Linked DNA regions of Homo sapiens: region 2 is linked to region 1. A link is a loop called in an ENCODE intact Hi-C map of the cell type or tissue named here. Cell type or tissue: breast epithelium. All regions are shown on one strand. Each heading gives the region's core, and the rest is flanking DNA. Links, peaks and the distances in the headings are about the cores only.

The links. Peaks named below come from ENCODE experiments on the same cell type or tissue, not always from the same donor. Only the 100,000 strongest peaks of a DNase experiment are listed, where the experiment ranks them.
Region 2: a loop joins it to region 1, with 3 times the contacts of the local background. A loop is called at or near these places in 1 of 110 quality-filtered maps.

Annotation. Positions count from the first base shown.
Region 1 is chr19:31,123,937-31,140,690 of GRCh38, forward strand. It overlaps LOC105372356 (a long non-coding RNA gene), which reads right to left and starts at 16,193. Exons shown (of 6, transcript XR_935899.3): 1 at 15,915-16,193; 2 at 7,892-7,997; 3 at 6,691-6,800; 4 at 6,412-6,509; 5 at 5,575-5,640; 6 at 2,649-4,374. It overlaps LOC105372358 (a long non-coding RNA gene), which reads left to right and starts at 4,301. Exons shown (of 4, transcript XR_935902.3): 1 at 4,301-4,924. It overlaps LOC124900621 (a long non-coding RNA gene), which reads left to right. Exons shown (of 3, transcript XR_935901.2): 3 at 1,751-1,813. In breast epithelium, for the core only: no CTCF peak of the experiment used is centred there; a DNase peak (open chromatin) is centred at 8,625.
Region 2 is chr19:31,236,495-31,253,248 of GRCh38, forward strand. It overlaps a transcript of TSHZ3 not described here. Among named protein-coding and RNA genes, the nearest start is that of TSHZ3-AS1, 77 kb to the right of the region's middle. In breast epithelium, for the core only: no CTCF peak of the experiment used is centred there; no DNase peak of the experiment used is centred there.

The DNA.
Region 1 (16,754 bases), core at 5,016-13,015:
ACTTGTGGATGAATGAATGAAATTTCAACCCAGGCTTTATGTGCCCAGTGCTTGACTGTGTTTTATGGGGAACAGAAATACAATTGTGTCTCAAATCCTGCCCCCAGAGAGCTTCTGGTTCTGAGCAGATATATTCACCAGGGAGTGAATACTTCAGGACAGGGAGTCAAACATGTATGTCAAGAAGTCCTAGAGGGCAGAATGAGCGGGGAGTGGAATTCCTGGGAATGTCTTGGGGAGTGGGCTGCAGATGGGTTTAAAGAATGACTGGGCTGGGCACAGTGGCTCATGTCTGTAATCCCAGCGCTTTGGGAGTCTGAGGCAGGCAGATACTTGACATCAGGAGTTCGAGACCAGCTTGATGAAGCCCCGTCTTTACTAAATAAATAAATAAATAAATAATAAAAAATAAAATTACCCAGGCATGGTGAAACATGCCTATAGTCCCAGCTATTCAGGAGACTGAAGCATGAGAATTGCTTGAGCTCGGAAGTTGCAATGAGCCAAGATCTCACCACTGCACTCCAGCCTGGGTGATAGAGCCAGACTACTTCTCAAAAAAAAAAAAGAATGATGGCACTGAGAGACAAAGGGAGGAACAGGTTAGGCTTCCCAGCAGGAGAACGACCACAGCAAAGGCCTGGGTAGGGGTGGCAGGGGCCAAAGAGAGGACATCGTAGAGATTGCCTTTGAATAGAGGAGGCAGCTGTTCCATTGATGCTGAGTAAATGCTTTGCATATACTTTCTAGTTTCTCCTGCTGTTTCCCTGAGTTAGTTCCATCAACCTGTGATGGAATGCACAATATCTTGATGTCATTCTTTTTTTTTTTTTTTTTTTTTTTTTTTTAGAGTAGGGTCTTGCTCTGTCACCCAGGCTAGAGTGCAGTGGCACCATCATTGCTTACTGCAGGCTCAACCTCTTGGGCTCAAGTGATCCTCCCACCTCACCCTCCCGAGTAGCTGGGACTACAGGTGCACAACCATGCCCAGCTAATTTGTGTATTTTTAGTAGATATGGGGTCTCACTGTGTTGCCCAGGCTGGACCTCATGGCCTCAAGCAATCCTCCCATTTTGGCTTCTCAAAGTGCTGGCATTACAGGCATAAGCCACCACACCAAGCTCCTGATTTTCATTCTTATATCTCTCAGAGATTTTTAGTGTCACTTGCCAGAGGGCACCAGGGCCAGAGTCTAATGCCCAGTACTCAATGGTGAACATTTTTGCTGTGCCAAGAGAGAACCACTCGATTAGAGGTGGCTACTGCAGGCTTTGGAAGTTTTCTACGGTGGGAACCAACAATCCGTGATCCGCCATGGTCCAGTGCATGCAGCCTTGGCTTCTCTTCCCTGGACCTGGGAAGCCTGCAGATGCTGGAAGCAGCCCAGCTGTGGCCCCTCCACTGTTCTTGCCCCTTATGTGTGGGTGTGGAAAGAACTCTCATTCAGAGACATGGTGATTTTGGGATGGAGACGTTGCTTCCTCCAACCAGACTGCTTCCTTCAGTTTCCACTGCCTGGGCTCATGCATCAGTAAGTTCTCCTACTAGAAAGTTTATTTGCAAAAAGCCATGGCCATTTGCTCACAAAGCTGTGCCCACTTTTGTCTGTGTCTTTTGCCCATTTTTTTTTTTTTTTTTTTTTGCCAAATGTAGGGTTTAAAATAAAATTCCCGTGTTACTTCCCTGTAACTGTCATAACAAATTCCATGCACTTGGTGGCTAGAGACAACATAAATGTGTTCTCCCACAGGTTTGGGAACTGGAAGTCAGAAATCAGGAGTTCGAGACCAGCCTGGTGAAGCCCCATCTTTACCAAAAAAAAAAAAAAAAAGAAAGAAAGAAAATACCAAAAATGAGCCAATGTCTACAGGGCTTCGCTCCCTCTAGAGGCTTCAGGGGAGGACACTTCCTTGACTCTTCCAGCTCCTGGTGGCTTCCATGTTCCCTGGCTTGTGACTGCAGAGTTCCAACCTCTGCCTCCGTCTTTGCCGGGCCTTCTCCTCTTCTCCCACGGAGGCAGAGAAGCGTGTCCTCTCCTCTTCAGTCTCTTACAGGGACACTTGTCATTGGATTTAGGATCCACCTGGATATTCCAGAATGGTCTCATCTTGAGATCCTTAACTTTAAAGCACCTGCAAAGACTCTTTAACAAAGAAGTTACATTTGCAAGTTCTGGAACATGCTCATATCTTTTTGGAGGCCACTACTAAACCCCCTACAATTCTCTTTACATAATTTCCCAAAACTGTTTCCCAAAAAGTTGCCAGCAGTAACCAAATTCCAGAAGTGAAAGCATGACCCTGGCCCATGGTGACAAACCCGCTTTCTACCAAGTTGATCACCACCTAACTGTTGATTCTAGCCCTTCTAATCTTTAGCCTGTGGTAGCAAGCCAGGTACAATTTGGCATTAAGATCTAAGAATGGCCAAAGTCTCTCATTGCACGCAGTGCTACCCTGATGCAGTGGAAACTACACTAAACAAGCTCCGTGGGATCCTTGGGCCTTCTCCCGTCTCCATGACTCATTGGCTGGGAGACTTTGGAAAATTTTCTCTGCTTCTGTGAACTTCAGTCTCCCTATCTATAAAATGAAGACTAGATTAGAACAGGGGTTGATATGCTATAGCTTTTTTTTTTTTTTGGAGATGGAGTCTCGCTCTGTCACCCAGGCTAGAGTGCAAATAGCACAATCTCGGCTCACTAGAACCTCCACCTCCCGGGTTCAAGTGATTCTCCTGCCTCAGCCTCCTGAGTAGCTGAGATTGCAGATGCCTGCCACCACACCCGGCTAATTTTTGTATTTTTAATAGAGATGGGTTTTCACCATGTTGGCCAGGCTGGTCTTGAACTCCTGACCTCAGGTGATCCACCTGCCTCGGCCTCCCAAAGTGCTGGGATTACAGGCGTGAGCCACTGTGCCTGGCCAGCCTGCTTTTTTAAATAAAGTTTTATTGGAACCCAGCCTTGTCCATTTATTTACAGATCGTGTATGGGGGCTGTCATGCTGCAAGAGCAAAGCGGTTGCAACAGAGACAGAATGACTCAGAAAATGGAGAATATTTGCTGGCTAGCCCTTTACAGAAAAAGCTTGCCACCCCCTAGACAAGTACAGAGCTCTGTAAAGGGCCCTTCTAGCTGGGTTATTTTGTGTTACTATGGACCAGTTCCTCATTTGAGCCCTGCCTAAAATCTGATGGTGGCCTGAGGAGCTGGCTATGGAGAGGGAGCAGGACTGAAAAAAAGGCTCCATCAGCCTCACAGTACCAGCATTGCCCCTCCCCGGACATCCTTGTGTGCACCGTGCTTCCGCATTGCCTGCGCTCCCAGAATTTAGCTCCCCCAGATCTTCCACCCTGTTCTCCCCTTGGGGCTTGCCCCCTGCAACGGGCAGGAAATGCAGACAGCCAGGGGACTTGTGGGTCCCTTTAAGGCCTTGAGACCTGGGGAAATCCCCCAGTTCTCAGCCACCTAAGGACAACTCATTCTCCCAGTCTAAGGGCCGAGTCATTCTCACTTTGCTTCTATCACTGTCCAGATTCCAGCAAAATACACCCTTCCACAGTCAAACCTCTACCTCCTTCATTCTCCTCTCTTATTTGTTAAACAAATCCTGATCTGCCTTTTTAGGCTGCTCTTGAATTTTATGGCAACATATAATAAACATCTGACTGCTTTTATTTCTATTTAACTTTTATCTTGAATGTCTCTGCTGTTTCAAACCAAATATTTACAGCATCACACAGCCGCTGCAATTTCATTCCTCACCAATACTGTCACTCCCTCCTGCTTGCACTCACCAGCCCCGTAGAGAGGCCGGGAATGTTGGGGCGAATGGTCTCTTGTGCCCCCACAGCAGGGCTTCCAGACTGGATCTCTGAGTCACTGGACTCCCGGGAGAGCAGATGGCTTTCCTGGCAGCCTGGCCCTCAGCTCGGAGTCAGGCCATCTCTGGTGACTGAAGGGCTTTCTGTACTTGGTGTCTTCACACATCGGTACTAGGTTGGGTCTGGCTGTGAGAAAGACCCTCGCATGCTCCATTAAGGAGCAAACCTGGGGAATTCGAGCACCTCTGTCTTCTCAAAGGCCTCTCTTTTTCTCAGTACCCTCAGGTTTGGCCCAAGGCCTCGGAGTGCAGCTCCTTGGTCCACCTGTGCTTGTCCCTGCTTTTCTGGCCCACCAAAAAGTGCTCCTGACAGCCCTAACCACCTACTCTTCACCAAGGCTCTCTGGTCCTGTGTGGTCCAAAAGGCCGACTGCAGATGCTCTTTTGAGTCCAGGGCCCTAAAGAAAGCAGTCCTACCTGGTGGGGGATGACACTCTGGACCTGGAGTCTGAAGACCTCGTTTTCTGTCTCTGAGCTTCAGTTTTCTCATCTATGAAATGGGAATCATAACACACGCTTGATGTGACTCTCAGGGCTGCCCTAAGGATACTGAAAAATGGCGAATGACGGCGTGCTTTGTACACAGTGGGTCGTCCAAGGGGAGCCAGAGAGTGCCTCTTTCTGGCATGCCTGAGCCTCCGGAGCTGGAGAAGCCTCCTTTGGTCTCCTAGACTGCCTTTTCTCCTCCCATCTGTCTCAACCTGCACAAATCCTGCCGGGCTCTGCACATTGCTCTGTGTTGACGGATCCACCATATTAGCCTTGCCTGGCCCTTTCCTTCGTCCTTAGAAGACTCATGACTCCAGCTGAGCTTATGGGTGAACTCTTTCACAGCAGAAACTGCTTTGCCCTTCCTTCCCCATGGGCCTTGTACCTGGTCAAGCCTGCATCTTTCAGCTCTCTGGTCATCCAGAGGGAAGTCTCACATGAGTCTTGGTGAGAATCTTCAACTTGGCCGTGCAAGTTTTCTGATACTTTCAATCCAGTTCAAGATAAGATACATACAGCAGTCACACACCCTGAATCTCAGATTCTCAGAGGTAAGATAACCTCCCCGACATGTCCCACCCATGGGGTAGCTCTTTCCAACCCCACTAGAAAGTCATTGTTATGTAGACTCGATGTTACTGTACTCCCCAAATTCATATGCTGAAACCCTAACTCACTGTGGTGGTGTACTAGTCTGTTTTCATGCCACTAATAAGGACATACCCGAGACTGGGTAATTTATAAAGAAAACGAGATATAATGAACTCACAGTTCCATGTGGCTGGGGAGGCCTCACAATCATGGTGGAAGGGGAAAAGCATGTCTCACATGGTGGCAGGCAAGACAGAATGAGAGCCAAATGAAAGGGGTTTCCCCTTATAAAACCGTCAGATCTCCTGGGACTTCTTCACTACCATGAAAACAGTATGGGGGAAACCACCCCCATGATTCAATTATCTCCCACTGGGCCCCTCCCACAACACATGGGAATTATGGGAGCTACAATTCAAGATGAGATTTGGGTGGGGACACAGCAAAACCATATCAGATGGTATTAGAAAATGGGGCCTTTGGGAGATGATTAGGTCATGAGCATGGAGCCCTCATTAATGGGATTAGTGTCCTTAGAAGAGACCCTCAGAGCTTTTTTGCTGTCTTCCCACCAAATGAGGATGTAACGAGAAATGGACAGTATACAAACCGGAAAATGGCCCTCGCCAGGACCTGACCATGCTGCCACCCTGGTCTTGGACTTCAGCCTTCAGAACTGTAAGAAATAAGTTTATGGTACTGCGTTATTGCACCCCCAATGAACTAAGACAACCCACACCCTGGCTTGTCTCAGGACAACTCTGAAGGCCACTCCATCTCTAGAGCTCCCTACAGCTTTGGCTTAGACCTTCTTGAGACTACACTGCAGCCCAACTCCTCCCTCAGCTCAGCCCGCCTCCTTCCTTTCCCTACAGTGTTGATCACAAGAACATTCCCGTCTAAACATTCTGCACAATAATCTCCATCTCAGAGCCTGCTTCATGGGGATCCCAACCCATGTGACGGTAGCCAACTGTCCTTCTTTGTGCAGGAGTCCTTTATTCTGAGAGTACATCCTAGCTACCTTTAGGGTGTGAAAATGGTCTTTCTGCTATGAAATGGTGGCACAATCAGATGCGTGTTTGTGTTATTTTTCCCTGTATTTTACTTAGCACCAGGGGCCACTGGCCACCTGAGGGTGGTCCCCTGGTTTCCTTTGATGGTGTGCCAGGATGTCAGATTTAAAAATCCAAGGACCACCACAGCTTCTCAGTCGGTTCTCTGTCTCAAGAGCAACCAGATGAAGTCCACACACGTGATGCCCCGCTGCCTTCTCAGATAAACTGTGGGTCACATCCAATTTCAGAATCTAGTGGCAAGTGCATCACATGCCCTCTCAAGAAGGCATTTCCAGTGGGTGTCTGCTGTTTCTTTTTCACCTCTCCTGTATTCACTCTACTTTCTTTTGGAGAGAATGCTGCAATTTTTGGGGGGCCCCACTCCTTACCTGCTTTCAGTCCCTGTGTTTGGGAGGAACGTGCCTTCCTCTTCTCCCGACAGCAGAGTGGTGATGTGGGCGTGCAACCCATCACAGCATTTCATCCCCTAAGGCACAGTGATCGGGTTCAGAGATACATATGTCATTGGGACAGGTCAACGACAGTGCAACCAGGGATTTTGTTGGCACTGTTGAAAATAAGAAACCCATGCCTTCATCTGTTTTGTGCTGCTATAACAGTATATGAGGGACTGGGTAATTTATAAAGAACAGAAATTTATTTCTCACAGTTCTGGAGACTGGGAAGTCCAAGATCAAGGCACCAGCATCTGCTGAGGGTCATCTTACTGCATCCTCACATGGCAGAAGAGCGGAAGAGTGAACCCACTCTGCAAGCCCTTTGGATAAAGGCCCTAATCAATTTGTGAGGGAGGAGCCCTCATGGCCTAATCACCTCATGAAGACCCCACTTCTCAACACTATCACATTGGAAACATCAGAATTTTAGAGGGAACACATTCAAACCATAGCCACCCTCTGTCCAGTATGAGTGCTAACTGTGAGAACAGGGTAAGGCCAGAGCTGGCCATGAAACCAAAGCAGAGATCAGAACCAAGAGACGAAGAAAGTGGGAGACTGATCTCTGTTAATTTTGCTTTAGTATCAACCTCCAGCGCCATACCAGAAGCCATGCATGCCATTGTACTTTCCACTTATGTCAGCTGATACATTTCCTTTTCTTCCCTTGAGTCAATTGACTTAAGTTTTTGTCACTTGCATATGAAAGAGTCCTAATGGTTATGGAATTGGAGAATGTACAAGCTAAAAGGAACTTGGATTTGCTCCAATATTAAATATGAAATGAGATCATCTGTACACACTGAAACTTATAGCAAAGCTGACAACCCTAAGTCACAATTGAGAGCCATCCTTTCTGGACAAGGAGGTCCATTCATTACTGCTTAGGCCTTCCTGACTCACTGGGTCACAGTTTCTACCACCATTGGTCTACATTTCTAAGCCCAGCCCTTGATAATTGTTAGCCTAGAAAACAGGGTCAGAAAACACAGCCCACTGGCCAAATCAGATCTGCCACGTGTTTTGAGATGGCCTATGAGCTAAGAATGTTTTTTTTTACATTTTACGATGGTTGAGAGGAAAAAAAAAAAAAGAAGTTCAATATTTTATAGCATGTAAAAATTACATTAAATTCACATGTCAGTGCCCATACATAAAGTTTTATTGGAACACGACCATGCTCATTTGTTTATGTATTTATGGCTCCAAACAGCAGAGTTGAGCAGTTGTGATGGAGACTGTACAGCCTACAAAGTCTAAAATATTTACTATTTGGCTCTTTACAGGAAAAGTTTACTGACTAGTGCTGAAAGTCTCTGGAGATGTGACCTTCACAGTTTGGTATCTAGCTTTGAGACCCCGTATCACCAACAATGAAAAGCACTTCCCTTGAAATAATTTACATAGTTACCCAAGATTTAGACAGCAGACATCTCAGGATGTAGAGGATTTTTTTCAGATTGTTTCCAGGACCTAGCTTTGAGCCAAACATACAGTATTCCTGCAATAAGTCTTTGCTGTGTAAAAACAAAAATCGAATGTTAAATTAGGCCACTGACCCTTTTAAGCCCAAAGCATAAATAAATACAGAAAATGTGAATTTGCCATTATTATTATTTTTATTTTTTTGAGACAAAGGCTCACTCTGTCGCCTAGGATGGAGTGCAGTGACGTAATTTTGGTTCATCGCAACCTCCACCTCCTGGGTTCAAGCGATTCTCTTGCCTCAGCCTCCTGAGTAGCTGGGACTACAGGCACATGCCACCACACCGGCCATATATACATAATATTATATATTATTATATATACTATAGAATATATAATTATATATATAGTATAATATATAATAATATATAATATTAATAATATATTATATATTATAAACAAATATATATTTAAATATAAATTTATATATGTTATATATATATAAATATATATATTTAGTAGAGATGGGGGTTTCCCCATGTTGGCCAGGCTGGTCTCAAACTCTTGACCTCAGGTGATCCACCTGCCTTAGCCTCCCAAAGTGCTGGGATTACAAGTGTGAGCCACTTCGCCCAGCTGATTTTTAAAGAAGATCTATCCAGGTCTTCTTGGAGCAGAATTATGTAGGCATCCAGGAATGCGAGTTGTGCTGCCAAGTGACATTTCTCTTCATGTTTTCCCTCCCTGGCAGAGTCGCCACTTGATTTAGGATCTGACACCATGGGTAGATATTGGAATTCCAGTCTTAGCCTGCAAGTCACACAATGTCTTTGAGCTTCAGCTTCCAAGCCTGCAAGATGGGGCGATAAGAGTTTACCTCCTGGGAGTTAAGAGGATTAAATAAGTTAACAGTTAAGTAAAAGTACTCTGAAATGTTAGCTTTTATTTTCATCCTTCCCTCCTTGTGTAAGAAAATAATGTAAATAGCCTTTATTGCTCTTAGTTTTTCTTGTAAAAGCTGTGGGAAGGTGAAATAACCTCATTGAAATAGAGCCATTCATAAGTAGGGTAGATCATTAACCGCTATGAGATAGATGATTATATTCCATCAGGTTCCAAGCCGACAGCACCCATTTTACAGTTTGGAACTGTGAAGTATTTGTACTGTGTGATCCACAGCTCTTAAACTTTCCAAGACTTAGTCAGTCCTTAGGTTCCAGACAAACTTTCATCCCACCTACACCCCCAACCTACTCTCATCAGGGTTCCCAATGACTGCCATATTGCCAAATCTAATGATCACTTCTCTGCCTGTATCTTACTCCGTCTCTCAACAGTATTTGAAAGAATTGATGATGCCCTCCTTAAAGCTCATTCTCATGTGGCTTAGAGGACAGACCTAGCCTCCTACACCACTGGTCAATCCTGAACTTCCTTTGCTGCTTCTTCCTTTTTCTCCTACCAACCTTTTATTTTTGTTTTAATTTAATTTACTTTTTTTTTTTTAAGAGGCAGGGTCTCACTCTGTCACCCAGGCTGAAGTGCAGTGGGGTGATCACGGCTCGCTGCAGCCTCGAACTCCTGGGCTCAAGCAATCATATTGCCTCATCCTCCTGAGTAGCTGGGACTATAGCAACATACCACCATGTTTGACTGTTTTTTTAATTTTTATTTTAGTGGAGATGGGGTCTTGCTATGTTGCCTATGTTGGTCTCAAGCTTCTGGCCTCAAGTGATCCTCCTGCCTCAGCCTCCCAAAGTCCTAGGATTATAGTATGGACAACTGAACCTAGCCTCTTCCCAACCTCTTAATACTACAGGGCCACAGGGCACTCTTGTCTTTTCTTCTTCTATATGCATATTCTAAGTCACCTCATATCACTCCATAATGTTCATGTACTGGCTACTTGCAAATTTCCTGCCCAACTTCAAGCTTTCTTCTAAATATCAGATCCTGATGACCGACTACCTCTTTGGACATCTCTTAGGCATCTGAGCCTTGCCATATATAAAACCTAACTCTTGTTTTCTTTTCTCAAACCTGATCTTTCCTCAGTCTTCCCCATCTTAGCAAATGATCCTTGATGTGGGCTTAGGGGAAAAAGAAGAACCAAGGATGATCAAAGCTTTTAGCCTGAGCAACCTAGAATGTTCACATGTGATGCTCTTTTCCTAGGCCCTGTCATTACCCCCCATTAGATGAAGGTGCAAATGTGGATATGCATACACAGAGGAACATAGACTGTATATAGATTTGTTATTATCCCTCCATCTCCCCTACAAGGAAGTGAACTCCCTGAGAGCAGGACATTTATGTCAGGTCCTGAGAAACCACAGTGAACAAAATGGACTGGCACATAGTAAGAGCTCCTCAAATATGCCTTGAATGACTCCCTGACCTTGTAGAACAAAAATGCTTCCTGGGTCTACAGAATGAGAATAGGCCACAAGAGAAGCGGGAATGAAACTTGGAAACTCAAGCATGAGTGCATTTTTAAGACGAGAGTGCATTTTTAAGACACATCTCTGGGCTGAGGCAACGCATTTACACACATGTACTGTTTTTACTGAATTCTGAACCAGAGAGCTAGATGGATAGATGATAGATAATTAAATTGGTTCCAATGACAGAGAGCTAAATGGATGTTTGTTTTTATCATGCCAAATGATCATGCTTATTTTCTGAAATTTTCACTTCACAACTGCTTGTTTTGGTGTCAGGTAGATACATTTAAGTTATCAAAACTTGCCTGGGAGGAGTGAGAAAAGAGTGTGCTTCTTGTCTCTGCTATCAGCAAATATAAGCCCACCAGGTGACAAGTCCCTGCCAAGTTCCAGGACAGCATGGGGAGCTGTGTATGATGCACTCATGGAGTCTAAAATCAGGTGGGCATCCAGGTTGGAAAGAAAGAAGTAGAACTGTCTTTATTCAACAGATGATAAGATCACTGATATAGTAAATCTGATGAAATCAACAAAAAGCTAATAGAACTAATAGGTAAATTTTGCAAGAATGCAGAACACAAGACTGACATAAAAAAAGAATTGCATTTCTATATATTAGCAATGAACAATCAAAACTCATTATTTTAAACATATCTTCCACAATAGCATCAAAAACATAAAATACTTAGGAGTAAATCTGACAAAAGATGTGAAAGACATGCACACGGACAACAAAATATTGTGAGATACGTGAAAGGAGCCCTGAATAAATGGAAATATACAGACCTTGTTCACAGGTTGAAAAACTCAATGTTAATAAGATGTAAATTCTCCCAAGTTGATTTAATCCTATCTCAATCAAAATCTTAGCATGCTATGTGTAGAAATTGAAAGCTGATTCTGAAATTCTTATAGAAATACGAAAGACCTGGAATAGCCAAAACAACTCCAAAAAAGAAATGAAAGCTGGAAAGTGGATCTTACCTGATTTTAATAATGATTATAAAGCTACAGTAATCCAAACAACATGATATTGTCATAAAGGTAAACAAATAGATGAACAGAACAGAATAGAGAGTTCAGAAATAAAGCTATGCACATATAGACAACTAACTTTTACAAAGCACCAAAAGCAATGCACTGAAGGAAGAATAGTTTTTTCAACAAATTAAGTTGGAACAATTCATTTGTATTCAACTGTATACAATTGTATATTCATATACAAAAAAATACATTTGAATCCATACCTCATATCAGATGCCAAATTAATGTAAAATGCAAAACTATAACATTTCCAAAACACATAGAAGAAAAACTTTGTCCTTAGATTAAGCCTAAAGGTCTTTCATACAACAGCAAAGCACAATCCACAGAGCAAACTGATGACTTAGAGCTCTTAGAAATTTTTGTTTTTCAAAACATGCACTGTTAAGAGAATGAAAAGACAAGCCACAGGTTAATAGAAAATTTCTGCAAGACATGTATCTGATAAAAGACTTGTATTCAAAATGTATAAACAATTTTCAAAACTTTACAATAAAAAAACAAACAACCCATTAAAAATAGACAAAATATTTGAACAGACATTTCACTAGAGAGGACACATAGATGGCCAATAGGCACATGAAAAGATGCTCAACATCATTAGTCATTAGAGACATGCACAGCAAAGCCAGGAGATACTACTTCACACCCATCAGAATGACTAAAATAAACAAAGACTGAGCATACCCAAGCTGTGGAGAAACCGGAACTCTCATACACTCATGGCAGAAATGTAAAATATTCACCCACTTGGCAAAACAGCTTGGCAGTTTCTTAAGAAATTAAGCATACCTCTGCCATATGATCCAGCTGTTCCACCTGTAGGCATTATCAGCCAAGAGGAAATACAAGTCCATGCAAAGATGTATACATGAACGTGCATGGCAGCTTCATCTATAACAGCCCCATATTGGAAGCAATTCAAATGTCCACCAACAGATGAATGAATAAACAAATTACAGTAAATCTGTACAATGGAATGCTACTCAGAAATAAAGAAGAATGAACTATTGAAATATGCAACAACATGAATGACTCTTAAAATAATTATGCTGAATGAAAGAAGCTATACCAAAGGAAGGACATACTGTATATTCTGTTTATATAAAATTCTAGAAAATTCACACGAATCTAGTGATAGGATCATTGGTTGCCTGGGGATGAGGGATTGGGGAGGACTGGGAGGGAGGGATTATGAAGGGGCATGAGGAAACTTCTGGAGGTAACGATATGTTTATTTATTGATTGTGGTGGTTTCACGGATGCATATGTCAAAACTTATCAAATCATATATCTTAAATATGTATAGTTATTGTAAGCCAATTGTAACTTAATAAATTTGCACTTTTAAAAAATCCAAGCCAGACATGGTGGTCTGCCTGTAGTTACAGCTACTCAGGAGGCTGAGGCAGAATGATTGCTTGAGCTCAGGAGATAAGGCTGCAGTGAGCTTGGATTGCACCACCACACTCAAGCCTGAGCAACAGAGCAAGATCCTGACTCTAAAAAAGAAAAAAAGTCTTATGGGAAAAAAAATCAATTTCCTGGTAAAGAATGCCAACTGCTGGGAAGAAAACAAGATCTGGAGCAAGGTGAGCGTTTAGCAGTGGATGCTGCGTAGACCTCAGGTGATGCCCAAGGAAAGTCAGGCGATATTTGAATAGAACTGAAAAGTGTTTACTGTGTGAAAAGCTGGGGAAGAGGGGAGGAGGTGAGAAAGAAAGAGAAGGGTGAAGACCTTTCCTGAAGGAGGGAGCAGCTTGTAGGAAGGCTTTGAGGTCAGGTGGAGTGTGTTCCTATCAGGACTTCAGCACAGAAGGTACACAGTGATGTGTATCAACTTGATTGGGCTAAGTGATGCCCACATAGCTGATAACATATTACTTCTGGGTGTGTCTGTGAGGGTGTTTCTAAAGAGACTGGCATTTGAACCAATAGGCTAAGTTAAGTAGATTTGCATTGACCAATGTGAGCTGTCACCATCCAATCCATTGAGGGTCAGAATAGAACAAAAAGGTGGAGGACGGGTGGATTCTCTCCCTTCTCCAGCTGGGACGTCCATCGTCTTCTCCTGCTTTGTACATCTGATGTACTAGCTTCCCCTGATGCTTGCACATCAGAGCTCCTGGTTCTCAGGCCTTCTGGTTTCAGGACTTACAGTATCAGCTCTCCTGGTTCTCAGGCCTTTGGACTTGGACTGAATTACACTGGCTTTCTGGGACCTCCAGCTTGCAGACAGCAGGTGGTGGGACTTCTTGGCCTCCAGAATCATGTGAGCTGATTCCCATAATAAATCCCCTCTTAATCTATCTGTCTGTCTGTCTGTCTATCTATCTATCTATCTATCTACCTATCTATCTATCTATTATCTATCTATCTTTATTTATTTCTATTTACCTGTCTGTCTATCTGTGAATACCATTCCTTCTGTTTCTCCAAAGAGCCCTGACCAGTATAGAAGCTGTGATGGATAACACTTAACTCACTTTACTCAACTTTTTTTTTTCTTTTCAAAAAAGAGAGCTTTGGGAGATAAATGGTTCAAATTGTTCACGCTCCAAACCTGCAGGTTTTTCCACCATCAGAAGGATGACCATAAACTCACAGTTCTGGACTCCCTTAGGCCACCAAACTCCCCCTGACTTGAGCAGGCTTGTCCTCCAGCCTGAACAACCCCGGGGCCCAGTCACATCTGCTGAGTGGCTGCTCTGTGGAGGCAGCATGACTGGCCCGATGGGTACAGACACAGCCACTGGCACAAGGCCCACCTTGCTCTGCTCTGTTCAGTGGCCTCAGAACACTGCTTAAGCTCTCTGGACCTCAGGGTCCTACCTGTAGACAGTTCCTTTGGGAGAAGACCATGACAGCAGGTCTTTGGGAAAGATAAAATTGTGTGTAACTGCAAAGGGTGTTCACCAAAGGACTTTGTCTCCAGGTGTGGCCAACCGCTGTAGAGACTCTGGGACCCCACCCAGAGTCCCTTGCCAGCTAGTGTGTGCACCCATGAGGGTAGGCTGCTAAAATCTCACTCCTGCACCCTCCTCTGGAGGACTGCCCTCCTCCTTACTTACAAATGCTGGGATGATATGCCCTCCCTAAGGAGGGGTCCCCATCCAATGACTAACTAGTGGAGAGTGGCAATGGTCAGACCACTTGCCTTAAGGAAGGATGGCTCTGTGGTGTCATTCAGGTACCAGAACTCCCTGTGGAATCAGCTGAGGCCAGACTCCAGCTAGGTCCACAGCTTGGCCTGGCTTCTTTCCCACCCCTCCTTTGCTTCCTGAACAACCTCACATTCTCCCTGCGAGCACCCCCTTGATCAATCAAGGCACCAGCGTTCTAGACACTCTGATTCTGGAGAACCCTAACAGAGACTTCTGAGACCTCAACACTCTGAGATTTTTTTCTTTTTTCTTTTTTTTTTTTCAAACAGGGTCTCACTCTGTCTCAGGCTAGAGTGCAGTGGTACAGTCATGGCACTGTAGCATCAAACTCCTGGACTTAAGTAATTTGCCCACCTCAGACTCCCAAAGCACTAAGATTACAGGCGTGAGCCACCGTGCTGGCCCCACTCAGAGATTATTAACGGCAGGTGTAACATCTTTGCCATAAGCCATCCCACCTCTGCCCCACATGGAGGGTCCCACTGTCTCCCTTCCCAGACCTGCCTTGGAACACTGAGGAGCCTAGGGCCCAGGACCTGACTCACTCCTGGATGTTTTGTTCACACTCTTTTCAAAAAACACATTCTCAATAGCTTTAATTTAATCAAAACATTCTTGACTAAGATCATTAAAGCCTCTGAGAGAGGCATTTAATTCTAAATTCACCATATCCACGGCATAGCAGTTGAGTAACTGAAAAATCAACTTTATGTCATAATAGTTTGTTAGAACGTTTGTTTACTCTTCATCTGAGACATGCTAATTAAAACAAGAGGCCTTCACAAGCAATCCAGTTAGCAAACAGGATTGGTTAATAGATAAGGAATGGTTGTTAATTACAGGGAAGCCCCTCCCTGCCCACATGGATTGGGTTGTTCAATGGGGTCCACGGAATGCAACCTTTGGTTCATCTCTTCCCTCATCGAAGACACTTAGGAACATCTCTGAGAAACACTTACCTTGGTCGGGTCTCGCCTGTCACCAGATCTTTCTGAATTCATCTTGAAGGGAAGTGATTCAGGACCCTTGTGGATTTCTGTTTCCCTAGGGCGGAGCTATTCCCACTCTCCCACCACCTTGCCTGTTAGCATGTGGTCCTAACTCCTGCTGCACTGGCTCCTCACGCAGGATAAGGAGCTGTTGCAGAAAGTCCCCTGCTAACAACTGGCCCTCTGACTGCTGTAGGAGACCTGGCCAGCCCTACTACCTTCCCACAGACACACCCCCACATGTTCCAGAAGCCAGTCAATGGGGGCAGGGGGCATGCTCCTTACTATGAGTTCAGGAACATCTCCAAACATAGACACCAAGGGGCCCAGGATGCATTTGTTAAGTTTCAAAGTATCAAACCCCTTACCCTTCCAACACGGTTTCCACTCTGTCTGGCCTTTTTCTGCCTTTCTGCATAATTGCACTTTCACGGACAATTTTTCATCTGCTTCCCTCCCTCACAAGTCTAAGACCAATCACCCAATATCCTGCTTTAGTCCTGCCCAGCAACCTCTCCTTCTGGCATATTCCCCTCCCTTCAGAGCCCTGGGTATTCATGCACATCCGGCCCTCAGCCAGGACATATACTCCCTGCTCTCCCCAGCCCCCAACTCAGGAACAGGGCTCCTAACCTTCCCGTAGACTCCAAGATGTTAGAATGAAAAGACATCTTACAGACCTCATTTTAAAGTAAAGAAACTGAGGCAGAGAGGCAGTGATGGAGGCGTTGTCATATTTCTGGTTGGAAGGCGCAACCCAAGGCCACGTTGCTATTTTTAATGTCTAATCCACATTACAATGTACATAAGTCATGAGCTGATTCCAACCGTGTTACTCATTTTTGTCATCCCTGTGTTGAGTTAGTTCTCTTATGCAGAGTTTCAGCCTTCCAGAAGCTAAAAGACTAATACAGGGAGCTGTCATGACAACGACACCATGGTAGCACTTAATGAAAACTTGAGTTATGGAAATATAAAATACTGAAATAAAAATATTAATAAAGCCTCGCTTTTATGTGGAATTTGGAAATATGTGAACAGCAAAAATTTTATCACTATGAACACATTAGTCTTGAATTAGGTGCATTTTGTATTGAGGACTTGAAGAAGGTCTCCTCATTGTGATGACTGAGGTGGACGGGGACTCCAAAGGCTCTTTAAGCTTTGAAGAGCACAGATGGCATCATTTGTGCCTGCAGTCTCCCGCA
Region 2 (16,754 bases), core at 5,484-13,483, 110 kb after region 1:
TATTGTTAAATTGTTCGAGTTCTTTTAAAATTTTGGATATTAATCTTTTATCAGATATACAGTTTGCAAATATTTTCTTCCATTCCCTTAGGAGTGTCCTTTCACTCTGTTTATTTTTTTCCTTTGCTGTAATGAAATCGGACCCTTATCTCACACCATACACAAAAATAAACTAAAAATGAATTAAAGACTCAACTGTAAGACCTGAAACTATGAAACTCCTGGAAGAAAACATAGGGAAAAACCTTCTTGTCATTGATCTGGGCAATAAGTTCTTGGCTATGACACCAAAAGCACAGGGAATGAAGGGCAAGTAATAGGTAGAATTGAGTCAAGCAAAAAGCTTTTGTACAGCAAAAGAAACAATCAACAGGCTGGGCGTGGTGGCTCAGGCCTGTAATCCCAGCACTTTGGGAGGCCAAGGTGGGAGGATCACCTGAGCTCAGGAGTTTGAGACCAGCCTGGCCAACACGGTGAAACCCCGTCTCTACTAAAAATACAAATATTAGCCGGGCGAGGTGGCACATGCCTCTAATCCCAGCTACTTGGGAGGCTGAGGCAGGAGAATCGCTTGAACCCGGGAGCAGAGGCTGCAGTGCACAGAGATCATGCCACTGCACTCCAGACTGGGAGACAGAGCGAAACTCCGTCTAAGAAAAAACAAACAAACAAAAAACAATCAACAGAGTGAAAAGGCAATTCTTTCAATACATTGGAGACTGTTCAATTTTTTATTGCCCCTTGATTCAGTTTTGGAATACACTAGTTTTAAAGTAATTTGTCTCTTTCACCTAAACTGTTAAACTTATCAGGCTGAAGTTGATTGCAATATGTCCTTATGATAATATTCCTCATTATTTCTTACTATTATTATTGCTTCTTATTATTCTTTAAAATATGCATATATTTTAAATTCTTCTAAATATGTATTAACATTCTACAGGATATGTATTAATATCCCCACTTGCACCTCTAATACTGTTTATTTGTTTTCTTTATTTTTTCATTAATTTGTCTTCCTAGAGATTTACTAATTTTATTAAGTTTGTTTTCAAAGAACCAACTTACGGCTTTGTTAATTTTCCCCATGTGAATGTTTACCATTCATTGATGTTTGTTCTTATTTATATTAATTCTGTCCTCTCTTTGCTTTGAGCTTATTTTCTTTTTCTGTCTATAAAATAGAAACATCAATAATTGGTATTAAACCTTTTTCTTTTCTAAAATAGATATTGCAAGCTATACATTCTTTTCGAAGTATTGCTTTAGCTGTACACTGCACCCAACAAAGTTTGAAATGTTAAATTTTCATCTTCATTTGCTTCAAATATTTTAAATTTATCTTGTAATTTTCACTGGCTTCTGAGTTATTGAAAAAGCTTGTTTTATTCCAAAATGTTTAGAGATTTTCTAGATATGTCATTTATATTGATTTCTAATTTAACGCCATGTGGTCAGAAAACAACTCTATCTGACTGCAATGTTATTAATTTTGCTGATATTTATTTTATGACTAGAATATTAGCTATTTTGGTGACCATTCCATGTGCATTTGAAAATAATACATATTCTGCAGGTGTTTGTGGTAGTTCTATAATGTCAATTATATAAAAATTGTGGATATTGTTATATTAATCTTTGACATCTTCATCTATGGTTTGTATATTTTTATTAATTACCAAAAGAGAAATGTTAAAATTTTTCTATCATTGTGGCTTTGTCCATTTTTCCCTTTATTTCTGTTAATGTTTCCTTCGTGAATTTTTTTTTTTTTTTTTTGAGACAGACTCTTGCTCTGTCACCCGGACTGCAGAGCAATGGCACAATCTTGGTTCACTGCAACCTCCACCTCCCAGGTTCAAGCGATTCTCTTGCCTCTGCCTCCTGAGTAGCTGGGATTACAGGCACTCACCACTACACCTGGCTAATTTTTGCATTTTTAGTAGACATGGGGTTTCACCATGTTGGCCAGGCTGGTCTTGAACTCCTGACCTCGAGTGATCTGCCTACCTTGGCCTCCCAAATTGCTGGGATTACAGGCGTGAGCCATTGTGCCCGGCTATGAATTTTGATGCCCTATGATAAACGGTATACATATTTAAAATTGTTCTACCTTGCTAGTGAATTGTTCCTTTAATCATTGTCTAATGCCCGTATTTATCTCTTACTCTTTGTCTTGAAATCCACCTTCTCTAATACCCATATAGCCACGCCAGCTTTCTTACTCTTATTGTTTGCATTGCATGTTTTATCCATCTTTTACAGTCAATGTCTTGTTATTTATTTTTAAAATGTGTCTCCTACAGATAGCATCGAGTTGGATCTCACTTTTTTTCCTAGTCAAAAATCTCTATTTTCATTGGGATGCTTAGTATATCTGCATTTTATTATTTGATGAGTTGAGGTTTAAGTTCATCTTATAATTTGATTTCCACTTCCCTAGCATGTTTTATAAAATTATTTCTATTGCTTATTTCCTGTATTCTTTGATAAATATTTTAGATATCTAATACATCTTCTCTTTTTTGTACTTAATTTTTGTGTGCTTGATGTAGGGCTACTAAAATGTGTTTTTTAAATTATCAGTCTATTTATAGTCAATATTATACCTCTTCACATTTCACACTTCCCTTCTGATACTTTATACTTCCTGTTTTACAATAAATATTTTTCCCAGGATATGATTTTTTTACCTCCTTATATCCTTCCTACAATTGCTATCCTATTTTTTACTTATCTATATATGTTAAAGGTCACTCTACAGTGTTATTATTTATGTGATAAGTAATTAGTTTTATTATGAGTAATTTAAATAAATTATGAGAATAAAAGGGAGGCTTTTATATTTACAGACTCATTTCCAATTTCTGATGCCCTTTATTTTTTACACAGATTCTAAATTTTCATTTGCTGTTATTTCTTTCAGCCTGAATGATACTATTCACTATTTCTTTTTTGCAAGAATCCTAGTAATAAACTTCCTAACTTTCTTTGTCTGAAATTATCTTGATTTCATTCTCACTTTCAGAAGCTATTTTTGCTGGATATAGAAATCTAAATTGACAGGATTTTTTTTTCATTTACACTTTATTTTTATTCTTATTTTTTGGAGACAGAGTACTGTTCTGTCAGACTAAAGTGCAGTGGTGCAATCATAGCTCACTACAGCCTCGACATTCTGGGCTCAAGTGGTCCTGCCTCAACCTCTCAAGTAGCTGGAGACTACAGGCATGTGACAACATGCCCAGCTAATTAAAAAAAAACAAATTGTGGAGATGGGATCTCACTATGTTGTCTAGGTTTGTCTTGGACTCCTGAGTTCAAGTGATTCTCCTACCATGGCCTCCCAAACACTTGCACTTTTAAAATGTAATTAAATTGACTTTTAATAGCCTTCATTGTTTGATATGAAAAGTCAACAGTAAGTTATTTTTATCCTTTTGTTTCATGTCTGTAATGCGTGTTTCCAGTATGGCGCTTTCAGTATTTTCTTTGCAATTTGACTCTGATTATTTATTTTACATTTATCTTGCTTGGAATTGACTTAGATTTTTGGTTTTGTTTTTAATCTGAAAATTTTTTTCTTGTTTTTCATTCAATTTGTTAAGTTTTTAGTCATTGTTTTTCTAAATGCTGGTGTGCTCCTTACAATTGTTTTCTGAGACTCAAATTTCAGGTATGTAAAAGCAGTAGTTCTCATATTTTTTGGTCCCAATACTTCTTTACATTATGTAAAATTTTCAAGCACCACGAAAGCATTTGTTTATGTAGTTATATCTATCAATATTTATATTAGAAAGTAAAGCAGACAAATTGTTAAAAATATGTATTTTGACACACATAAAAACAAAAATACCATAACACATTAAAATAAAAAAGATAGACTTATTGAAAAAAATCAAAAATTCTTCGTGAGAAGAATGACACTTTCACAGAGTGCTTTTTATGGCTTAATAGAAGACAGCTACAGTCTCATATTTGTTTCCGCATTTAATCTGTTGTTATATCATTCATCTTGCAGTCTATGGAAAACTCCACTTTACACCTATGAAAAGATGGACGTGAGAAAGGCAAATAATATCTTAGTTATCATAAATATAGCTTTAGTAGTACAGATTTTATGAAATAATCTTGGGGACACTCACACTTTGAAAACTGTTATTAAGCAATTAAATATTTTCACACAGGTCCATAAGGTTCTGTTTATTTTTTTTAATTCTTTTTTTCCGTATATGTTATTGAAAAATGCTATTGATTTATAAACAAGATCCTTCTTTCTCTGCCCAGTTATAATCTTCTGTTAGGTTCATCTGGTAATTTTTTTAAAGTTTCAGTTATTATAATTTTCTGTTACTGAATTTCCATTCGGTTGATTTTTTGTATAGTTTACATTTTTCTGCTCAGATTCTTTTTCTATTCAATCATTAGGACCATATTTTTCTTTAATTCTTTGAAAATATTATACTTGTTTTAAAGTCTTTGCTAGCTCCATCATAGGAGTCATCTTACATTTAGTTTCTTGATTATATTTTCTTTATCCCTGAATCACATTTTCATGTTTTTATTTTTGTATGCCTAAGTGATATTTGATTGAACACTGCACACCACAGATTATATGTGGTAGAGAATGTGGATTCTGTTATCTTTTCATAGGAATGTGTGCACATGTTTATTAGGCAGTTCAGTTGCTTGCACATCGTCTAGTAGGCTTGGTTTTATGTTTTTTAAATAATAAATGGAAAGTCCAAGGTATTTCCCAAGCCCCTCTAATTTGACAGGACTCAAACTGCAAACTCTTGTTGGGGCTTCAATTTGGACTCTGTTGGGACAAATTAAGAATAGTTCTTATACCTTAGACACAATTTTCTGTTGTCTTGAAAGATGCTGAGATGTTAACCATATGCTCAAGAGATCTCTTCACTCTAATAAGGTTGAGAATCAAGCATCCAGCCCCACCACACTGCCTGTCCTCCGTCACTGTCAAAGCTTTAGTCTCTCTGCTCTACTTTCAATCTCCCAACAGCTTAACTCTGGTAAGCACTAGGTAATCTCCATGCACGTGCAGTCTGGTTCTCAGCCATGGACTTGCAGGGAACCACCTACACACCTCCCTTTCTCTGATGCGCCATTGTGCAGACTGCAGCCATTTGAAGTGACTCAAACTCTGACCTCATTCTCCTCAGCTCAGCATGCCCACCATCCTCTGCCCAGATATCAGCTTGCTCTGCTGTGATTGTGCTACTATTACAACCCCGGCAGGGGACTGAATGACCAGAAATCTCCTCACATGAGCTTCCCTTCTCTCTGAAATCACTGCTTTGTGTTATCTAATTGTTATTGCCCCAAATCAGTTGTCATACGTTGTGTCTAGTTTTATAGTTCTTTATGACAAGAGAACCAACTGAGCTATTCCGTAAACCTGTGAGGTTCACTGGGCCCACATACCTCACTCTGATCAGGCAATCTGCCCTGTCATACCATCTTCACTTGATGCCTAGTAGACAATTATTCAAGGGATGTAAACTATATAGATAATTAAGTGGGTAATTTCATTTCCTCAGTGGATTTTTAGGCATATTTTTGAAATGCATACTTCTCTACTTAGCCAGTGACTTTCCTCTCACATATGGCAGCCCTGGTCTTTGAATCTTCACTTAAAATTTGTCCCTTCCAGAAGACAGCTTTAGTATTAGTCAGGGTTCTTCAGAGGGACAGAACCAATAGGATGCATAGATAGATAAGTGAGAGGCTATTTATTAAGGGAATTGGCTCACATGATTATGGAGGCTGAGAAGTCCTACAACAGGCCATATGCAAGCTGGAGACCCAGGGATGCCTGCAGCATGGCTCAGTCCAAGTCCAAAAGCCTCAGAACCAGAGAAGCCAGAGGTGTAGCTTGAAGTCTGAGGCCAAAGGCCTGAAAACCTGGGGCAGGGGTTGCTGCTACACATCCTAGAGTACAAAGGCCTGAGAATCTGGAGTTCTGATGTCCAAAGGCAGCAGAAGATGGGTGCCTCGGTTCTACGTGAGAGAACCTGGAGTTCTGATGTCCAAAGGCAGCAGCAGATGGGTGTCTCAGGTCTAGAAAACAGAATCTGGAGTTCTGATGTCCAAAGGCATCAGAAGATGGGTGTCTCAGTTCTACGAGAGAGAACCTGGAGTTCTGATGTCCAAAGGCAGCAGCAGATGTATGTCTGAGGTCTAGGAGAGATAATCTGGAACTCTGATGTCCAAAAGCATCAGAAGATGGGCGTCTCAGTTCTAACAGAGAGAACCTGGAGTTCTGATGTCCACAGGCAGCAGCAGATGGGTGTCTCAGTTCTAGGAGAGAGAACCTGGAGCTCTGATGTCCAAAGTCAGCGGAAGATGGGTGCCTTAGTTCTAGGGGAGAGAAAGCACAAACTCAACTTTCCTCTGCCTTTTTGTTCTATTTGGGACCCCAGCAGATTGGATGGTGCCTGCTTACATTGAGGGTAGATCTTCCCATCTCAGTCCACCAATTCACCCTCCAATCTCCTCCAGAAATACACTCACAGATGCACCCAGAAATAATGCTCTATCAGCTATCTAGATATCCTTTAATCCAGTCAAGTTGATGCCTAAAATTAACCATCACACCCTCCTAAACCAACCTGTCTGAAGCCTTCAATGAAAGGAAAGATGCACATATATCTGTAGCTATAACTACTGACTGTTTATATGGATTAAGAGAAGTATAGTACTTCATACCTGTCATTGATGGATTTTTTTTCTCCACTGCACTTAGAAGAACTACAACCCCAAATTCCTTAGTCTGACCTTGGCACAATTCCATGCTTGGTCCCTAGTCATTTCTAATCCATGTTGGTAACTCAACCTACAATTATACTGTTACACACTTACAGACTTCACTTAAAACAAGTCTGTGGGATTTTTGCCATAGTCACTCCTAACTATCATCCATCCACTCACCCCTGTGTAGTCAGGGTCCCACTGTATCACACCAACCCATGCATGGTATCCTATATCATATAATGCCCTGAACTTTCCCGTGTCAGAGGGAGGTGAGCCCGGCAGGCTGGTATTATAGTGGTGACCGCCCTGCCGCCTGCATATGGGATGAGTCCTCTCAAATAGCAGAAGCAGAGGGGGTGGGGGCAGATGCATGTCCCACCGACACAGGATACCATCCTCGGGGGCTCCGTGCCTCCCCTGCCAAGGTCAGGGTTGTTCAGATGATATGGGGGAGCAGCGGAGTGGTGTTCATCGAGCTCTGGGAATGGGAGCTGGGTCCCCTCTCTGTGACCTTAGGAAGCTTATTTAACCTCACTGACTCTGTTTTCCTCATCTGCATTTGGAAACTTGATGTAACAATATCAAATCATGATTTCTCATGTGGAATACACTTGGAGGAGGGCGGTTTGCACTGTGGTTGCTCTACCCTGAGGGTGGTTATCAGCAAGGCCTTTTTAAAGTAGACTTGAGCTTTAGGTATTAAGAACCTAAAACATGTGCATAACTTTTGGCCTGGGATTTCTCTCCATTTTTAGGTCTGTGTTCCAAGGAAATGATCAGTGATATAGTTAAATATTTGCATTCAGGGATGTTATTTGAAACTTTATATATAACAATGACAGTGTATGATATAATTTGCATCTGTGTCTGCACCCAGATCTCATGTCAAATTGTAATGCCCAGTGTTGGAGGTGGGGCCTGGTGGGAGGTGATTGGATCTTGGGGGCGGATTTCCTCCCCATGCTGCTCTCTTGATAGTGAGTGAGTGAGTGCTCATTAGATCCGGTTGTTTAAAAGTGTGTGCACCTCCCCACTCTCTCTCTTCCTCCTGCTCTGGCCATGTAAGACATGCTGGCTTCCCCTTTGCCTTCCACCATGACTGAAAGTTTCCTGAGGCCTACTCAGCCATGCTTCCTGTACAGCCTGAGGAACTGTGACCAATTAAACCTCTGTCATTAAACAAGAAGCTACTTTTATAAGAAATTTTATAAGAAATTCTCATAAATTGCCCACTCTCAGGTATTTCTTTACAGCTGTGAGGGAACGGACTACTATAAAGTATATCAGTATAAAATTAGCCTACATCCAAATATGGAAGATTGCCCAAATTGTGATTTATCCACATAATGGGATATGTATACGGTCATTCAAAATCATTTCTTTTTTTTTAATTGAGATATGGCCTGGCTCTGTCCCCCAGGCTGGAGTGCAGAGGCATGATCTCAGCTCATTGCTGCCTCGACATCCCGGGTTCAAGTGATGCTCCCACTTCAGCCTCCCAAGTAGCTGGGACTACAGGCACATGCCACCACACTTGGCTAATTTTTGAAATTTTTGTAGAGACAGGTTTTCACCATTTTGCCCAGGCTGGTCTTGAACTCTTGGGCTCAAGACATCTGCCCACCTCAGCCTCCCAAAGTGTTAGGATTATAGGCATGAGCCACTGCTCCTTGCCTAAAATCTTATAAAGAAAATTTAATATCATTGGAAAATGCTTACAATATAAAGCAGTCAAATAAATACTCTATGTAATTTGTTATGTATGTATAAAGTATATAGGAAAATATTCACAGTGTTATTATCTCTGGATGATAGTGTTGATTGTTGGTGATTTATTATTTTTTTCTTTATTATAATATTCTATATTTTTCAATTGTTGCAAGTCAGTATACAATAAACAAAAATCTTACTTACGAAAAAATGTTGGAGTTAAAGTCTGGGGTCTGGATTTGAGTCCAGGCCCCAACATTTGCTGTGCAACCTTAAGTAGGAGAAAGCTGAAAAATGGGAAAAACTTGTCTCACCCTTCTCATTGGATAGGCAAGGAACTAAAATAAGATAATGTGCACAGGACTCATGTGGAAGGAAAATGGCAAAAAAGATAGGGGGGCTATTGCTCATATGAATCTGACTAGGAAACAAGAAGCTGCTCTTAAAAGAAATATTGATGCTTACAAGGTTTCAGGTCACCCCTATCTCCTCCAGCCTATCTTTAAAATAGACAAAATTCAAAACAAAACAACACAAAATCTCACGCAGAAGGTTCTTCTGCCTGGTAACAGAATGCTTCTGTGTAGTTAAAACACAAGCTACATCTGACAACTGCACTATCAGATGGGAGCTCTGGACATGTGAAAATCATTGCTCCTGTACTGTAAGACCTGATAGAGCCCTGGTCAGCCACCAGCCTTGCAGAGGATTACATGGGGTCTCCATACAAAGCTGGATGCTTCAAGATAGTTGCAGTCTCAAGAGTGCATTCCCTGCCTCTGACGGAGTGGTAGGGGCTGTTACAACCCATCCTGTGGTGCCCAAGAAGACACTCAGCATTCATTGCAGGTAGTGTGGCCCCCAGTGCAGCCACATTGGAATCCATTTGTAATATTTATTTAACTAGAAAATATAAACGTCCTAAGTCCCAACAATCCTACTTCTCTGCAGCAACTCTAGGGATGTATTTGCTGATGTGCATGAAATGGCTGGGCATTCCTTTTAAGTACTACATGATATTCCATAGATGAGGCATGCTAAAATAGTATTCAGACCTCAGAGACTTCTCTTATTGTTCAGCATCTCGAGTTAAGCTGCAATGAAGTGAATCGACATGTCACAACATCAAAAGTCTCCAAGAGTTTGTTTTTTTTAAATTTAAAAAAGTATGTTGCTAATCAGAATATACACTATCAAATCATTTATATAAAAATAAGTCAAAACACTACAATTCTAATTTCTGTGGGTGTATAAGGCTCAGAAAAATGTCTGGAAAGATTCATACCAAATTGATCATATTGATTAGACCTGAAGGTATGGGTGAATGTGGAGGATACAATCTTTCTTACCTGTATTTAAAATCATTTTTAAAAAGAATGTGTTCATGTATTACTTGTGCAATTCACATAAATTTGACAGTAAAAATTAAAATAGCTGACATAAAATAATTATGAATAGTCAACAACTGAACAAACAAATAAATATACTATAGTCATTCAAAGCCAGGTTTCTCATTGTTGGAGAAAGGAGTATAAAATTGGAAAGGGGAGGAGGAGACAGAATAAGCCCTAAGGTGCTGGATTGAAATTGAAGTTATAAGTAAAAACTCATGGTTTAAAAAGGGACAGAGGAAGGGAGGAAGGGAGAGAGAGTGAGGGAGGTCAGGGGAGAGAAGGAGAGAGATAAAGAAATTGTTCATATGCATACGCACAGAGGACCTGGAAGCAATGGAACTCCAATAGCAACGAGCATACTTAGCATGGAGGCGTTTCTTTCTATGTCATTCTCCTCTAAGAGAAGACAGGGCCACTTACAAAATGGTCATTGCAGGCCTGCAACCGAGAAAGCACAAGATGAGCCTGAAACTTCTGGTCCCAAAAAGTAAGGAAATGCTCAAAGAATAACAGGGACATATCAAAAGGACAAAGAAGCCAATTTGCAGAGACTCCCACTGGCCAAATATGAGGCAAATTTAGCACAAAAATAAATAATGATTGAAAATCATGATTTATTGAATGAAATAAGCATTCACCAGTTACATGGATATAAATAAATAAATGAAAAAGAAGGAAAAGCTCTTCCTTGCAGTAGAAAGACAATTAGTAAATGTAGAAGGAATACTATAATTAGAAAAATTTCCTCTTGGCAACTATCATCATCATCCTTGAATCAAACAAGAATCGTCAACGGATATTAAAACTACTGAAGGGATGTTTGAGGAATAACAGGGGATATTTACATAGTCTTGAAATATCTCCCATAAGACGCTTACTTATTTCAAAGGAAAAGGACATTTTCCTAAGAATGGAGAAAGCTGGCAACACCACTGTCACCAAGACATCCAGATTAGCAACTCTAATCATGGGACAAAGCTACATCTTGTGCCCCCTGACAGGAAGAACCAAGGAGACCAAGGCACCATTTTGGTGGTATTTCTGCCAGAAATGAGTAATGCAAACCTAATCCTCATAAAATATCAGGATTTAAAAAACCCAAATTGAGGACGATCCACACAGTAGCCAGACTCCAGCCCTCAAAAACGTCAGTGTCATGGAACACAAAGGAAGATAAAGGCATAAAAGGAGGCCAAGGAGAGATGAGCACCGAAGGCAACTCACGATCTGTGATTTCCTTCCACCACTAAGGAGAGTGTTAGGATAATCAGCCCCATCAGAACAAAATCTGTAGATGACGGGTTATCCTATCAATATTAACTTCCTGATTTTTGTGTATTTTCTAATTCCTGTGTTTATGGAAGTGCACATCTTGTTTATGGGAAATGCACGCTGAAGTATTCATGGGTGAAAGAGCATCAGGTCTGCAGTTAATTCTCCAATGGTTCAGAAAAATTAAAGTGCGTGTATACACACAATTACAGTGTGTGTGTGTGTGTGTATGTATGTATGTATTAGTCTGTTTTCACGCTGCTGATAAAGACACATCTGAGATTGGGTAATTTATAAAGGAAAAGTTGTTTAATGAACTCACAGTTCCACATGGCTGGGGAGGCCTCACAATCATGGTGGAAGGTGAAAGCTACGTCTAACAAGGCAGCAGGTAAGAGAAAATGAGAGCCAAGTGCAAGCAGAAACCCCTTATAAAACCATCAGATCTCGTGAGACTTACTCACTACCACGAGAACAGTATGGGGGAAACCTCCTGCACGATTCACTTATCTCCCACTGGGTCCTGCCTGCAACACATGGGAATTATGGGAGCTACAATTCATATGAGATTGGGTGGGGACACAGCCAAGTCATATCAGTGTGATACATAAAAAGAGAGAGGAAGAGAGAAAAGAATAAAAGCTGGTAAAATGCTAACAATTAGGGAATCTGATGAAGAGAATATGAGAATTCTCGCAACTTTTCTGTAAGCCTGAAATTACAAACTTAAAAAGAAATGGCAAGTTTAAAGGCAAAATAAAGGGGTAGACAAAACAACTTGCAGCAAGCAACCAGGGTCTCCAGCCAAGATGTCAGAGTCAACAACCTGGCCAATACTGCGGAGAAGCTGTGTATACAGAATACTCAAAACTCTGGGTCCAAGGCCGGGAGCAGTGGTCCCTGCCTGTCATCCCAGCACTTGGGCCCAGGAGTTCCAGACCAGCCCAGGCAACACAGCAAGACCTTATTTCTACCAAAAAAAAAAAAGTTTAAAAGACTAGCAAGGCATAGTGGCTTGTGCCTGTGGTCCCAGCTACTTGGGAGGCTGAGGAGGGAGGATCTCTTGAGCCTGAATGGTCGAGGCTGCAGTAGCCATGATCGCACCACTGCACTCCAGCCTGGAGAGACAGCCAGACCCTGTTTGAAAAAAAAAAAAAAAGAAGAAGAAGGAAAAAGAAAAAGAAAAAGAAAAATATCTGGATTCAGGTTCAAATGTCGGCCAAGAGAAAGGAGGACAGTAAGACCTTTCAAAACCTTCATTTCTAAAACAGGACTATTAATCCTAAATCAAAGGATGCTGGGGTGATGGAGCAGGTTTTGAGTAGTTTTGAGTGGAGAGCAGCTAGCATTGAGCCAAGCCCCTAGAACCTGCTCAAGAGATGAGAGTGTGGCTAGTCCCTCCCTGCTCGCTTGCGACCCCCAAGACCATCACTGAAATACACAGGGAGGTGAGGGCCTCAAGTACCTGAGACGCTAAGAGTAAGCACAGAGTGGGTGAGGAGCCTCTGCCTAGGGGTCAAGTCAGTGTCCCGTTGGGTTGCAGAAGCTTTTTATTGAATAAAGTTCCAGGGCTCCAGTGATCTGTCAATGCTGCACCTGCAGCCTGAGGAAGTAGGAAAAGCTAGGTGTCCGCTTATTCAGAGGGGCAGGATAGCCCACCCAACGCTTGAAACGCATGTGCCTTTCCAGCGCAGTTGGATCTAGCTTTGGAAACTTGGAAGACTGATATGAAGATGGTCCCAGGCTGCTGCAGTCCTTGGCACTAGAGGGCAGGCCAGCAGGTTCCCTGTCTGCCCGGGTCAACTGAACAGGGACCTTGGCACCGACTGCAGAGTGGCTGCTGTCTACTTAAACACACACACACATGCGCGCCCGCACACACACACACTCTCCAAAGGGAAGCTTAATATATAAAAAATATAGAATTCATAGAATCAAAGTAAAATTGAATTCCTCAGGCAGTTTAACTCTTTCCCCTTGGGCAGGAAAAGGTTCAGTTTTGACAAAACCTCGAATACGCCTCCGCTGAGACCTGCTGTCACAGCTCTGGGTTTGAGCATCCACAGTTCAGGATGGAGGGAGACCCCAGAGATAGGGCCAGACAGGCCTCCGCCCCTCCCTCTGGCAGGTCCTTCATCTCCCCAACCCCAGCTTCCTCCAAGGTGACATGTAAAGACAGCACTGTCCAGTTCCTCCTGTCATCATGGAGATAACAGATAACATGCAGCGTCCTGGAAGACACTCCGTGGTCAATAACTAGCAGCAATGACTCTGATTATCATCCACATTTGCTTCCTGGGGATACAGAAATATATCCTCCCTGGAGCCTCGGTTCTCCTGGACTCAGAGAGGGACATGAGCTGCTGCTCTGAGCTGTTCCTGGTGCAAGAGCTCCCAGGCTGCACGCGCCAGGCACACAGCACATGCCCGGGACACACCTGTCGAGTGAACACATGGACAGGCACAGCCAAATCTTTCTGACATCTTAAAAGCACTGAAGGAAATTCTAAGTCCTCTTAAAAATATATCTTTAAGCACATCTATGAGCATGACTTTCCTCACCCCTATACCTGCAAGCAGACATTGTTACCCTTGAGTCTAAATCATCTTTTCCCTTTTGCGTTGCAAAAATTTTCCCTGACAGCCAACAGAACATATTCTTCTTCTAATTGTTGGTTTACCTCTCACAAACGCTGGTGGATCTCCCCATCTCTAATCCTCACCCGCTCATTCATTAACTATCAAGTGTGGCTTTTTGGAACAATTATATTCTGTCCTGCTGTCAGCTCTATCCACACAGGTAGAGAATACATCCCAACTCCTTACATGGGATGTAAATTATTGCTGGCATACCAGTACCTGAAGAATGATTACACCCAGTGCACAGTTAAATAATGGATGCTTAGCACAGTGCATTGTAATAAGCAAAAGATATGAAATATCTACAATTCTAAGTGGAATACGCTAAGTATTTTTTTTATAATAAAACCGTTTTGGGGGAAGACAGGCTATTGAATCATGGTCTCCAGAAAAGACACCCATGTGTCAGTTCATTTGCAGAAGCCGGCTGGCGCTGTCATCTCATCTGTGAAGTGGGGACAAGAATCATATTTTTCATCAAGTAGAGGTACTGCTTAGCACTGAGCCTGACACACAGTAGGTGCTCAGTAAATGGCAGTAGCTGCTGTCATCTGAGGAATGGCTGCCCTGGCTAGGCTAGCAGTAGGCTGGGGCAGTATCTCCTCGTGGGAAGAGCAGCTGGAGTGCTCACCACCTAGATGTACCTGTGGTCAGGTTTGGTGTCTGACCACAGGGAGGGGCAGGCACACCACCCTGCCCCACCCCACCCACCTTTCCACTGGGAAGCTGAGGGTAGAGCCTGCTTTGCCACCAAACACAGTAGAAGGTTCTGGAGGGCTGGGAGGAAATGGAGTTAGGGTGGCTCTTGAAGACTTCTCTCTGCCTTGGAAGCCTTCCAGAAATAGAACCCTGGAACTCAGTGCAGTGCTCAGGCCTGAGCAGTAGGGGCCTCTTCCTGAGCCCCATGCTCTGCAGGGCCCTTCTGTGATCCTTGTCCCAGGGCAAGGAGTATGCAGATACAGGGGACATGTCTGCCTGGGACCTGCATCCTTCCCATTTCAGAGCATGCTTTAGCCCCCTTAGGAAGTCCATTTCACAGCAAAGGAAGCTGAAACCCAGAGGATACTGGTTTCCCTGCAAAGCAGAAGAGGTGGTCTTACTAATTCCAAACCAGTTGTTCCTTATTCCAAAGCTGTTCTGGCCTCACCCTGCCTCCTGCTCCCTAGTGACATGGGTGCCTGGGATATTTTGCACCTGTGCAACAGGCACCTCTTTGACCTCCTTCACAGCAAATGAAGCTGAGACCCAGAAGATAAAGGATTCCCTGGGAAGCAGAAGAGGTGGTCTTTCTAATTCTGAAGGTGTTCTAGCCCCACCCTCTCCCCACGCCTCCCAACCCTGCCGTGATATGGGTTCCTGGAACCTTTGCATCTGTCCAGTGGGCACTTCTTTGGCCACCTAGACCAGTCCATCTGGTGTTCTCAAGCCAAGGCCCCCGGAAGATGCAGCAGGCTGTGCTGAGTGGGAATGAACACTTCCTGCTCTCATTCCTGCCTGGGGAGGTGGAGTGGGACCTACCACAGAGCCAGGGCTGAGAGCAGCAGAACTATCTAGAACACTCACGCCAGCATCCTACCCACTGCAGCGCTGATGCCGGAGCAAACCGCCTCTGCTCAAGGGCTTCTCAGCAGAGCTCCCCTCTGCAGTCCCCACAGGAGGCCTGGAGCTCGGGTGGTTTCCCAGGGCTGGAAGTGCATGGTTTTCCTCTGTATCCCTAAGCACCCCTGGGCACTGAGGCACAGGACATAGTGCTGGGGTGCTGCGTAACCTGCAGATGTTTCCAACCTTCTAAGTCTCAGTGTGTAAATTCGTTTCCTGAGGCCATGACATTAAACATGGTGGCTTAAAATAACAGATATTTATTTTCTCACAGCTCTGGAAGCTGCAAGCCAGAAATCAAGGTGTCTACAGGGTCATGCTCCCTCAGGCTTCAGGGGAAAATCCGTTTCTTGACTTTTCTGGCTTTTGGTGGCCTTCCTGAGGTTGTGGCTGCATCCCTGTAATCTCTGCCTCTGTCTTCGCTCCACGGTCTCTCCCTATGCCAGCTCCCCCGTGTGTCTCTTGTAAGGACACATGTCATCAAAGTCAGGGCCCACCTGGATAACTCAGGATGATCTTCACATCTCCAGACACTTGATTCACTTATATCAGGTGATATGGTTTGGCTCCATGTCCCTAACCAAATCTCATCTTGAATTATAATCCCCACATGTCAAGCATGGGACCAGGTGGGAGTAACTGGATCCTGAGGTCAGTTTCCCCATGCTGTTCTCATGACAGTGAGTTCTCAGAAGATCTGATGGTTTTATACGCATCTGGCATTTCCTCTGCTTGCAGCTCTCTCTCCTGCTGCCATGTGAAGAAGTTGCCTGCTTCCCCTTTGCCTTCTGCCATGATTGTAAGTTCCCTAAGTCCTCCCCAGCCATGCGGAACTGAGTCCATTAAACCTCTTTCCTGTATAAATTACCCAGTCTCAGGTATTTCTTCATAGTAGTATGAGAATGGACTAATACATTGGCAAAGACCCTTTTTCCAAATAAAGTAAACATTTACAGGTTCCAGGGATCAGGATGTGGGCATATCTTTTTGGAGACCACCATTCAGCCCACTACTGTGTCCTCAGTTATAAGGCACAAATAATAATACTATTAGCCTCATAAAATTATGGTGAAGATTTAACAAGACAATGTATATTAGACAAGTGCTGAAAATATTCAGTATAGATATTTTAATTTTCTCTGCACATACATTTAGGTAAAAACAATATATAGATCTTGATAATAGAGTCCTAGTGCACGTCAAACATTTACTTGCTTAGTTAATCGAAACCATCTCTAAAGGTTATTTGCGTATTCAGGGTGAGGTATCCTCGTGCAAATCCCAAGACAAGGTGTTCCCAGGGACAGGGGTAGTTGGGGTCATTAGAGGGGCTTTAAATATCACTGATGAGTCACTTTCATTGTA